Regions from separate parts of the Mus musculus genome. Here region 1 is linked to region 2. Evidence: chromatin loops called from intact Hi-C (ENCODE). Cell type or tissue: heart. All regions are shown on one strand. Each heading gives the region's core, and the rest is flanking DNA. Links, peaks and the distances in the headings are about the cores only.

Region 1 (2,915 bases), core at 223-2,722, 260 kb before region 2:
GATAACAATGTTTAAAGTTTTTTTTTTTTTAAATCTATAACAACACCAACAACAAAAAGCACAGAAAAAGGCAAACCTTAGGACTTAGGGCTTACATATCTAGCCTCAGTCTTCCTCTCACATCGTTAGGAGGAAAGAAAGGAAGCCAGTTCTCACAGAAGGCTAGTCAGCTTTCCTTACCGCTCCTGTACCTTCTAAGGACATCTGCAGCTAAGCTGAACCCACCAAGCTCCTGAACCTTGCAAACTGCTTTTCACTCTTTTCTCCGGCTTGCAGCTTACGTGAAAGTGGCTTTTCTTATAACTAGAGCCATTTGATACAGCAGTCTGTGGAGGTACTGATGGAACACAGAGTTCAAGCCAAAAAGGTGGGCAGGGATTAATGAAATTATCAGTGAGAAGCCAGCTCAGGTGGCACGGGCTTGTCACCCCAGCATTTAGACCCTGAGGTAGGACGATTGCCATGTCAAGACAAGCCTGGGTTACATGGCAAAACCTTGTCCCAAGCAACAACAGGAAGAAAAAACAAAAACAAAAACAAAACCTCTCGAGTTCTTTTGTTGAAGGTCAATTTACTTCTTTAAAACCATTCTTAGAAAACATAATCTAAAGCCCAATATGAAAACAATGCTGTGTGATTTCTATAGTTGGCACTTGTTATATCTAAAATTTAGTAGATTATAAATATTGAGTTGCATGCTTAAAAGATTTATCACACAAGTTCCAACAGCTTTTATTTTTTTAAAAAAGGAAAACATGAGTGGGCACAAAATTATTACCTGCTTGTATTTTTCATAAGCTTCCTAGATAATATTCTTTTTTTAAAAAAAGTGGAAAATTTGAAATTAACATTTTCTCATTGAAACAAATGACATATTTTCATTTTCTAAAAAGTTTTATAAAAAATGGTTATAGATGAATGAACTTTCCTGAAATACATGCAGCATAGGATTCTCCTTAAGTGTGGTACTTATCATCTGAAGAGCCTAAGTTTTCATCCAGGAATGAGGAATGCTGGTGTGCAAATTAAACCTAACTGAATAAACATTTCACTGAGAGCCTCTGTGCCAGACCCCAACTCCTTAGTCTTTAGACAGCGGTTAGACGCTATCCTATCTTATTCTATTATGCGAAGATTTACTATATATTATATGGAATATTAAAAGTTGGAGACTATTTAGCTTTGAAACGTTTTCAGTGTGAGAGCTGGAGAAGTTATCCCGGGTGTGGTGGCATACCCTCTTAATCCCATCACTCTGGAGGCAGAAGCTGGTGGACCTCTGTGAGTTCGAGGCCAGCCTGGTCTAAACAGTGAGTTCCAGGAAAGCCAGGGCTGCTACACAGAGAAACCCTGTCTCTAAAAACAAAATGAAACAAATCTTCCAAAGAATTATTTTTTTAATTCACTTTAGGTCCAGATCACTTCCGATAGGATCCACCAGGGGGAAGCAGAGGAACGGGATTGCTCCTTCCCGAACTAGCAGTGGTGAGGACTTACCGTCTCTCAGAGCAGAAATCTTCCTGTGCCTCTCCTTTCCCCCTCTACCCTCCCCACTTCTAATTAACCCTGATTTATTTGCCCCGAGAACTGACACCGTGGACCCACAGCAGCAGTGTAGTGCGAAGAGATTTGCGCCCAGGCCAGGGCTTCAACGGGATTACGCTGATGAATTTGCTAAACACAAAGTCCACAGAAGCCCCAAATCCAGCTCTCTGCGAGGCCACCTGGCTCACGGTTGATTAAGACAGGGACCCTGAGCTGTTTGATCTTCTCTCATCAAAGAGTCTTTAAGCAAGTTTCATTTTACACTACTGTAAGGTGGCGATGGCTTGTGACTGCAGTGAGCCGCCTGAGCCAGCGCTCAGGCAATGGAGGTTCGCGGCTCACCCTGGCAGGAAGAGAGTGCAACAGCAGCTTGGAGCTCCAAGATCCTCTCAAGGGGGAAGAATCCTTGCTCCAACCCCTTAGCAGAAGTTAGTACTGTTTCTAGCCTACATCTTGTTTCCACCAAGGTTCTAATACAATGTTCTAGCTGGAAATTTGGGGATGAAGAAACAAAATCATTCATTCATCCATTCTCATTCATATTAATTTGTTCATTCGTTCTCTCACTCCCTTCTGCTCGGGCATCTTTTAGAAAATCAAGAGTCACGTAATTCACCATATTTCCAGAAACTTAGTTTACATTCTCCAAAATCAGCAAGTTCCCAGGGTCCACAATAGTGAGTATTGCTTAATAACGCTGTCTGAAAGACATTTAACCTGAAGACAAAAGGCCTTGCCCAGGACGGCTTAAAGACTACTTTTGTATCCAGAAGGGGGCTCCCTTGACTTCCCAGCATGACATTTACAAATGAAAAGAAAGCTAGTTCCACAATCACAAAGGGACAGTTGTCACCTTGCAGTCCATTGCTGAGCTCCAGCCCTTAGCTTCCAGGGCAGTGGCAAGGGGCCCTTTTGGTCACAGCCCTTGGAGAATGCCAGTATGATACAGGGAGTATGACAAGAACCCAGTGGCACAGAAGAAAATTCCATCTCCTATATATCTGCTGTCCGGGCCCCGCCTTATGCTGGCACCGCCCTATCTTTAGGATTGGAAATATTAAGTCCTACAGGGGATATTATGAGGCAGCTGGACTCCTAGACCCTACCTATCACAGGCCTTTCTGGGAGTCAGGACCTCCTGAAAGATGCTGCTGTCATCATTCTCACCAGACCTCCTTCACTTCTGAGCTCCAGGCTGTTTATGCTTCAAGGGCTCCAGGATCGTTTTCTGAGCTGAGTTAGATAGTCTTGTGACTGTGGCGCTGGGTTTATCTAGGCTAGCCATCTCCAGGGACAGAGCGAAGATAAGCATCCCAAACTCACTTGCTCCTCTTTGTAGGACAGAAAAGCCTACCCACTTCAAGGGACTC
Region 2 (2,915 bases), core at 239-2,738:
ATAGATAGATAGATAGATAGATAGATAGATAGATGATAGATAGATAGATAGATAGATAGATAGATAGATGATAGATAGATAGATAGATGATAGATAGATAGATAGATAGATAGATAGATAGATAGATAGATGATAGATAGATAGATAGGTAGATAGATGGATGGATAGATAGATAGATAGATAATTATCTAGACTCTCCTTCAGTTCACACACACACAACTATTACCCTCATATTGCATACATGGCTGAAGAGACTAAGCCATCCCCACAAAATCATAAGAGTAGAGGCAGAGACAGCAGCAAACTGGCCTTCTTGAAGCTTTCTGTGGATAGCTTCCCCTTTCCACCCTGCTCAGTACATGGGCAGACCAAAACCTTGGCTTCCCCTTGCAATAGCTGTCTCCTGCAGAGTTGCTGCTTCTGTACTGAGGGCCACTTCTGCTGGGGGTTTGATTTCCTACAGCCTCATCAACAGTTCTTGTTGCTTGTGCTTCCGTCTCTGTTTTACGTGTGAGATTGTCTGGAGGATGCGATCATAGTCTCCTGATTGGAAAGCCCCTAAGGGACAGGTCATTCATTACACAGATCTCTTGTCAAGCCTGTCTATCACGATGTCTCCCATAGCATTGGATCAGGTCCATAGAGGTTTTCAATGAACATTTCCACTGACAGTGTGTGTGTGTGTGTGTGTGTGTGTGTGTGTGTGTGTGTGTGTGTGTATTCAGGGCAATGTAGAGAATATCATCCAAAGCTGAAATAGTGCATCAAAGACACAGCAAGGCATGCATACAGGGGCTAACCTCTTCTGTCCTTTCCAAGAGCAAAACTCCAAGAAACAAAGAGTCCAACTGTAGGAGAGCCTTATTTGCTGTTACAGTAAGTGGGTGCCTGTGGAAGCCTACGCATCCGGCACGCTGTTTTCTGGGAGCGCTAGCGTTCATCCTTCGCTGCCTGGAAAGCTTGTGCTGCTCTGTCAGTCTCATTTAAAAAACTGCTTCTGAAGAAGGCTCCAAGCTGTCTGCCCTGAAATGGAAGCTTACTGTTCTTATTTGTAAACTGTCAACATGAGGCAGGAACTAACCATCAGTAAAGATTTGCTCCTCCGAAGGATTGGAAGTGATTGGAAGCCTACAAACGTCTAACAAACGTCTAGCAGTCTAGCGTCTTTCATTCCTTCCAATGCTTTCAATTTTTTTTGTGCCTCGCATGCAGAGCATAGCGCCCTCTTGGGGCTGCTCTTCCTTTGTGTGATTGACGTTTTATTCTCAGATGACTGATTTAACTGCTGCGTTTGCAGAATCAGCTCATGAATGCAGGTTCGGAGAAAAAGAAAAAAAAGAAAAAAAAAAAAACCAAATACCATTTTTTTAAAAATTCGAAACTGACGTGGTGGTATTTAAAATGAATACCTTCTGGGGTTTCCTCGCGTCTCAGTACACGAACGCACCAGAGATGGACTCAATGTAATATTAAACAAGGATCAGATATAACGATTTGGTACCTCCGCTTCGTGTGTGGTCTCCTCTGTATTTACAAATGCGGGATGGCTTTCCTTGTCATTCGTGCTGCAGCCTCCCAGAAGCACTCATTTAAAGACACTGGACCCACAGAGGAGGGAGGAAACTCTAAGCAATGAAATTCAGAAGAGGGGGAGGGAAGCCTAGGACGCACAACCTTGGTAATTATAGGGCAGCGCTGAAGCTGGGGTCCACGATCACTTCAAATGTTTATTTGCCAAATGTGTGTGTCAGTGAGAGTCTACTGTTAGGAAGTAGGTCTTAGAGTTGGCTCAGACCTCACAGCTGCCTATTCCACAAGAGACTGCAGAGACCACACCATTAGAACTCTACACTGGGGTCAGCGCTGAGAAACTGGGCAGGCAGCGCAGGAAAACGGGCACTTAAAGGGTTCCTTTTGGCCGAGCGTGGTGGCACACGCCTTTAATCCCAGCACTCGGGAGGCAGAGGCAGGCGGATTTCTGAATTCAAGGCCAGCCTGGTCTACAAAATGAGTTCCAGGACAGCCAGGGCTAAACAGAGAAACCCTTAGCAACAGAACTCTGACCAAAGACAAGTATCAGTGTAATGCCAACTTGCTATGAGGATAAAAGACGCAGAATGGCAAGCATGGGCAGCTGCACCAGTCCCTAGGACTCCTATGTGGAAACAGAAAACTGACTCCTGCAAGTTGTCCTCTGGCTTCCCCGTGTACACTGCGGTGTATGAATGTGGTACGCACAGGCACACACATATACACAAAATAAATGCCATTTTTATCAATACATGAACAGGGATGGATTAATTTATATGTTTAATATATGTTAAATATATGTGTTACTTGGGTTATGGATCAAAGTCTTGACCCCCAACAGTCTGAACAAGCTAGATTTAATCCTCAGTATGCCAGTTACAAAGACAAGCAATTGTGGAAAGCAGAGAAAGAAAATGTATTCAGTACGGACACAGTTGAGAGAAGAACAAAGCGAGGTCCAGGGACTCTCCGAGCCTAGCTTTGGGATTTTGATATGAAACGGAAGCTTGAATAGAGAGCAAGAGATATGTAGAAGTAAGTAGCCCTGACCAAGAGACGCTCTCCCGTCTCATTTTCTTTTCCATTTTTTTTTTTTCTTTTTTTGGTCCCTTGCTCTTGTCTGCCCTGAGAGATGTCAGGACTATGTGAAATTGCTTCCAGAAAGATGGAAGCAACTTTCCTCTGACTGTCACCAGCATGTCCTTGCAGTATGAGCATCCTGGGAATTTTCCAATACCTTAGTGTCCATTGTCTCAATAGCCTGATCCCAAATGGAGCGACCCAAGTGTCTTTGTTACGATGGTCACAATTCCTCTGTTTTTAGACTTCAACCTCGAGGGATTTATCTGGAAGTTTGTCCATGTCTGAAGCAAGTATCATAACCA

The links. Peaks named below come from ENCODE experiments on the same cell type or tissue, not always from the same donor. Only the 100,000 strongest peaks of a DNase experiment are listed, where the experiment ranks them.
Region 1: a loop joins it to region 2, with 3 times the contacts of the local background. A loop is called at or near these places in 7 of 42 quality-filtered maps.

What each region holds. Positions count from the first base shown.
Region 1 is chr19:30,553,345-30,556,259 of GRCm38, reverse strand. No RefSeq gene overlaps it. Among named protein-coding and RNA genes, the nearest start is that of Dkk1, 5.3 kb to the right of the region's middle. In heart, for the core only: a CTCF peak has its summit at 1,437 (motif pointing right); no DNase peak of the experiment used is centred there; H3K4me3 peaks cover 573 bases; H3K27ac peaks cover 590 bases.
Region 2 is chr19:30,293,673-30,296,587 of GRCm38, reverse strand. No RefSeq gene overlaps it. Among named protein-coding and RNA genes, the nearest start is that of Mbl2, 62 kb to the right of the region's middle. In heart, for the core only: a CTCF peak has its summit at 1,227 (motif pointing left); no DNase peak of the experiment used is centred there; H3K27me3 peaks cover 766 bases.